2 separate regions of the Homo sapiens genome follow, and region 2 is linked to region 1. Evidence: read pairs that join two places in POLR2A ChIA-PET (ENCODE). Cell type or tissue: endothelial cell of umbilical vein. All regions are shown on one strand. Each heading gives the region's core, and the rest is flanking DNA. Links, peaks and the distances in the headings are about the cores only. Region 1 has its middle 36 kb from the start of ECE1-AS1. Region 2 overlaps HSPG2 (heparan sulfate proteoglycan 2).

Region 1 (2,904 bases), core at 168-2,667:
CTCTACTCCAGCTACACAGCTGGGGTCCCCAGCCCCCCGGGCCTCAGACCAGTACCAGTCCATGGCCTGTTAGGAACCGGGCCGCACAGCAGGAGGTGAGCTGTGGGTGGACATTACCGCCTGAGCTCTGCCTTCGGTCAGATCAGCGGTGGCATTAGATTCTCGTAGGAGCGCGAACCCTATTGTGAACTGCACGTGCGAGGGATCTAGGCTGTGCATTCCTATGAGAATCTATGAGAATCTAACTAAGGTGATGAATCTAACTAACATGAACTGAGGTGGAACAGTTTCATGTACCTCAGATCATCGGGCTTAGTTAGATTCTCATAAGGGAAACCATTCTTCACACCCTGTCCATGGAAAAATTGTCTTCCACGAAGCCTGGCACCAAAAAGGTTGGAGATTGCTGCTATAGGTCACTCACCCCAGGACCTTTGCACATGCTGTTCTCACAGCCTAGACTCTTTTTCTCTCCATTTATTTGCCTGGTTAACACTTAACACATCTTTCAGATCTCTTCTCAAATCCTTCTTCCTCAGGGATGTCTTCCCTGCTCCTGCTCTCTGCCAGGGATGGCTCCTCTGACATAAACTCCCATAGCAACCTGCTTATAGTTAGAGATCTGTGCAACTGTCCAAGACCATGCCTGCTTGCTAACCATTCTAGACCTTGTGCCTGGCACATAGTGGGTCCTCAGTAAATGGTAGATATTGCCACCACTGATCATCCCACATTTACCTATGCTGATATTTGGCAGATGTCCCCAAGAATCTGTGTGTAGGCCAGGTGCAGTGGCTCACGCCTGTAATCCCAGCACTTTGGGAGGCCGAGGTGGGTGGATCACCTGAGGTCAGGAGTTCCAGACCAGCCTGGCCAACATGGTGAAACCATGTCTCTACTAAGAATACAAAAAATTAGCCAGGCATGGTGGCGGGCGCCTGTGATCCCAGCTACTCAGGAGGTTGAGGCAGAAGAATCGCTTGAACCTGGGAGATGGAGGTTGCAGTGAGTTGAGGTCACTCCACTGTACTCCAGCCTGAGCAACAAGAGCGAACCTCCATCTCGAAAAAAAAAAAAAAAAAAAAAAGAATCTCTGTGTGGAAGTCTGCAAAAGCAACCACGTTGGGTATTAGGAGGAACACAGGCCTCGGCTGCTGAGGGTCTGCTTTCTAATCCCAGCTCTGCCACCACAAGCTTTGGGCAAGGTACCGCCTCTCTGAGCCTCAGTTTCCTTATCCAATTGATCTAAAGGTGGAATGGACATGCTGGCTGTTCATCATGACTGCTGCGAATCTCTCTCTAGACTCCCACCTCCCTTTGCATCCATTCCCCCTACCAGGCGATGTTCTGATGGCTGAAGTGACCAAATAAAATGCCCAGGATAGTGTTGGACCCAGAGAAGACATGTAATAAATTAGATTTCTAGCATATTCTATGGTCCACCAGCATCAGAATCAGGCATTCTGCTGGAAATGTAGGTTCCTGGACCCTCCCCCCGACACTTACTGAGTTAGAACCTCTAGGATGAGGGCAATGAAACTTGCATTTGTAACCAGCATTCCTGATGATTCTCATGCACATGTCCGTTGAGAAGCACTGAAATCAATGCAACCTTATGCTTGCTACCGCCGACTTGCAATTCCTGGGTGTCCTGATTACCAGCACAGAGGTGAGACTCACCAGAAAGGGGCGTGGCCTTCATAACCTGGTATTCTTCCTGATGGCTTAAAAACACGAGTACAGGCCTTGCAGTTAGATTGAGGTGCAAATTCCAGTCCCTCTACTTACTGGCTTAGCTGTGTGACCTTGGACACATGGCTCAACCTCTGTGAGTCACCTTTCTCATGCTTAAAACGGCAGTAAATTACCTCTACCTGCCAGGGTTGTTGCAATGATCTGAGGAGGTGCCTTATGCAAAGCACAGTTCATGTGCTCGGGGCAAACAGTGGAAAAACAAACCAGGAAATGCTTCTCTGTCTGTCTGTGCCTCCTACCTGCCACAGGAGAACTGAGGGTAGAATCTGTGTACCCTTCTCAGCACACCACAAATCCTAGTCACTTAGAGAGACACAGACTGCCTACAAGGCTAGTCAACTCCCAACCACCTTTGCAGAAGGGGGAGAGAGTGGGAGTTTGTGAAGAGCAAAAGCAGGAATTGGATGGGAAAATGGTCTAGGGCTCACGTGGAGTGACCCAGGACCCAGAGTCTCACCTCCCAAGGCTAGGCCTTGTAGGGCAGCAGGGCCAAGCATGCTGCAGGAAAGAACACAGAGTCTGGAGCCAGACTGTTCAGGTTTAAATTTTGGCTCTGCTACTACTAGCTTTGCCTGGCTGGCAAACTCCTACCCATCCTTCAAGACCCAACTCAAACATCACCTCCCTGGACCAAGTTACTGGGCCTTTAAAGGCTCCTGCCCACATACTCACTAAATACTTTTTTTTTTTTTTTTTTTTTTTTGAGACAGAGTCTCCCAGGTCCTATTCCTCTGGGCCTTTAAAGGCTCCTGCCCACATACTCGCCAAATACTTTTTTTTTTTTTTTTTTTTTTTTTTTGAGACAGAGTCTCCCTCTGCCACCCAGGCTGGAGTGCAGTGGCATGATCTCCACTCACTGCAACCTCTGCCTCCCGGGTTCAAGTGATTCTCAGCCTCCTGAGTAGCTGGGACCAAAGGCACGTGCCACCATGCCCAGCTAATTGTTTCGTATTTTTTGTAGAGATGGGGTTTTGTCATGTTGCCCAGACTGGTCTCGAACTCCTGGCCTCAAGTGACCCACCCATCGCAGCCTCCCAAAGTTCTGGGATTACAGGTGTGAGCTACCGCCCCTAGCTGACCTCACCAAATACTATTCAGCAATTTACCTGCTAATTTATCTATCTCTCCCACAGGCCTGGGAGCTCCTGG
Region 2 (2,882 bases), core at 1-2,500, 570 kb after region 1:
ATTGCAACCAAGGTTATGGAGGGCATGCCTGGAGCACTGCGACTCCCAGCATCTCCTAGACACTGCCGTCTGGAAAGGAAAACCTAGCGGTGAATGATGAGCAAGGTCCAGAGCTTTTCCCAGGGAGCAGGGAGCTGGTCAGCGGGTGGCGGCGGGGGTGGCCTTGGGACCAGACAGGAAATAGCAAAGTGAGATTCAACATGGAAAGAAAGCCAGGAACACACATCTGCAGGGAGAGGGGAAAGAGAGGCCAGAGCACGTCGGGACTTGGACAGAAGTGCCCCACACTCCACCAGAGGACTCCAGAGCACGGGTCCCTCCATCTGCCAGTCTGCTGTTGCTTGCAGCCCCCACCCTAGGGTCTGAGGATCCAGGGTCAGATAAGGGCCCATAGCAAGGAATAAGTCAGCAAGAGCAGAGACTTCATTTGTAAAAAGCTGAAGATCAAAAGGTTCCAGGAGCTCTGTATTTCACATCTGGGAGAGCAGATGGAACCAGACAGGAAAGAGGCTCCCAGAAAGAGCCAAAAGGAACTTGGGACTTGACCATAGAAGGACCTTGGACCCAGAAAGGGAAAGACCAGGATCTGCTTGAAGAATAATAACAGCTAACATTTATTGAGCACTTACTATGCACCAGGCACTCCTAAACCAGGTTATAGGTCTTATGGGGCTCCACTGAGAAAGGGGGCAAAGAGAGCAGAGAAAGTCAGGTTACCCGTGGAAACTGGCATGTGGCAGGGCTGAGATTTGAACCCTGGTGGTCGGGCTCCAATACCTAAGCAGCTACCACTGTGCTATATCACCTCTGTGACCAGGGGTATGCAATGAAGCAGATATGAGATCACTGGGAGTCACTCTTGCAAAGCCTCTCAGCCACACTGCATGCCACTTTGCAATGCATTTCCTCAGCCTAGTATCACCTGAGTTGACAGTGACCCTTGGAGGAGGCTGAGGAGGTATGAATGCTCCCCTTCCCCAGTGAGCCCCGGGAGACGTGTCTGCCCAGACCACAGGTGAGGAGCTGGCATCCCACCCCAAGCCTTCTGCTCACCAGGAAATGAGGCAGGGCTGGACCTCTGGGCTGGCCATGAGGCCTAAGCAGAGAGCAATACCAGGGAGCCCAGGGTTGGCCAGTCCCTGTCCCCAACCTGACCAGCTCTCAGAATGGCCCCATGGGATGCCTGAGCTGGCAGTGGCCTGGGACTGTGCAGCATGTGCCTCAGGTCCCAAGGAGGGCCATTAGCAGCTCCAAGGTCAGAAATAGAACCCAGGTTTCCTGCCCTCCAGCCCGTCTCCGGCGGTGAGGGAGCCCGGCTTCCTCCCAGAGGAACCCAGCACTTCAGGCATGTGTTGGAGCCAGACGGGCAGCTGGAGAGGAGGGGTCTAGGGGTCAGACCTCGGCCAGAGAGGAAGGAGCTAAGCAGAGAGGGGGATTTTCCAGACCCTGCAGTTCCTGGTTTGGCGGTGTGCAGGCAGCTGACTCAACCGGGCCCAGGCCAGAGAATTGTTCTAACAGGCTGAGAACAATTGCTTGGGGCTGGGATGCAGGCAGGGTGACCCCCAGTGGGCAGGCATTCCTTGAACACTGGCAGGACTGTGGGCGAGGGCTTCTGGGAGGCACCCAATCCCAGAGGTGGGCTATGTCCAGGCCCTCCTGGTGAGAACGAGGGTCACATGGAACTCCAGGTCCAAGTTGTGTCATTAGGGACAATGAATGCAGGCTGGATCCTCCTCTCCTGGCCTGGGTGAGGATAAAGAGGCAGACAAGGCTGCCTAGGAAAGGACTAAGAACGGAGGAGAAAACTACAGGAGTGGGGCACAGAATGGAGAGAAGGAGGGAGAGGTACAGATACGGAGAGCAGGTACAGATCACTTGAGGCCAGAAGTTCGAGACCAGCCTGGCCTACAGGGTGAAACCCCATCTCTACTAAAAATACAAAAATTAGCCCAGCGCGGTGGTGCATGCCTATAGTCCCAACTACTCGGGAGGCTGAGGTAGGAGAATTGCTTGAACCCAGGAGGCGGAGGTTGCAGTGAACCGAGATTGCACCACTGTACTCCAGCCTGGGCGACAGAGCAAGACTCTGTTAAAAAAAAAAGTTTATAGCAAGCTCATTGGGTGCCAAGCCCTGAACTGAACCGACATGAAGCTATTCAGAGTGTGTTCACTCCACTCAGAGGGAAGAGTCCTGTGTTTCACTGTAGCAATATTACCGTTGTTTGATCATGGGGTGTGACCCCCAGACTCCAATGGGGATGTCACATGCCGGCTGGGCACATGCTCTATGTCACCTTCTCAAACTTGAAAAATTCTGAATTCCAGAACACATCTGACTCTGAGGCTTTCGGTCAAGAAACTGTGAGCTTGTGTTATTATTATTTCCGTTTTCTGGATGAAGAAACTGAGGCTCAGAGAGAATCGGCTGGGTAAATGGGATCAAGCAGGTAAGGCACTTAGTGAGGCGTTTACTTATACAGTAAGTGCTTAATAAGCACTAGAATTACTTATACAGTAAGTGCTTAATAAGCATTAGGATTAGTATCATGCAGAGGGTGCATGGTAGGGGTGAGGGGTAGGTGTGGTTGAGGGGTGATGCATGCGGAGTGTGAGGTGTGGGCTCAGGCCTGGGGTCGCCTCCAGATCTGGGATGAAGGGAGGAGCCTGGCTGAGTGGGCAGGACCCTAGCAAGGGGTGGGCAATAGAATTGGGTCCTATGGCTCAAAGTTGTCTGCCTGCTCAGAGGCTGACTCTGGGACCAACCCAGGGCTTTGGGCTTCTCCAGACACATTGTTCACATGCCTTCAGCAGCCAGTCCACCCCACCCTCCTTGTAGCCCAAGCCTGGGACTGAGCCCCCGACTGCCCCCGCAGCTAGGCAGG

The links. Peaks named below come from ENCODE experiments on the same cell type or tissue, not always from the same donor. Only the 100,000 strongest peaks of a DNase experiment are listed, where the experiment ranks them.
Region 2: POLR2A ChIA-PET joins it to region 1 with 7 read pairs; 1 of 35 experiments calls an interaction of 5 or more read pairs at or near these places.

Annotation. Positions count from the first base shown.
Region 1 is chr1:21,327,700-21,330,603 of GRCh38, forward strand. It overlaps a transcript of ECE1 not described here. Among named protein-coding and RNA genes, the nearest start is that of ECE1-AS1, 36 kb to the left of the region's middle. RefSeq lists enhancers at 1-499, 1,373-2,030. In endothelial cell of umbilical vein, for the core only: no CTCF peak of the experiment used is centred there; no DNase peak of the experiment used is centred there.
Region 2 is chr1:21,898,792-21,901,673 of GRCh38, forward strand. All of the region lies in intron 1 of HSPG2 (heparan sulfate proteoglycan 2), which reads right to left. Among named protein-coding and RNA genes, the nearest start is that of HSPG2, 37 kb to the right of the region's middle. In endothelial cell of umbilical vein, for the core only: no CTCF peak of the experiment used is centred there; DNase peaks (open chromatin) are centred at 190 and 1,460; H3K27ac peaks cover 2,500 bases.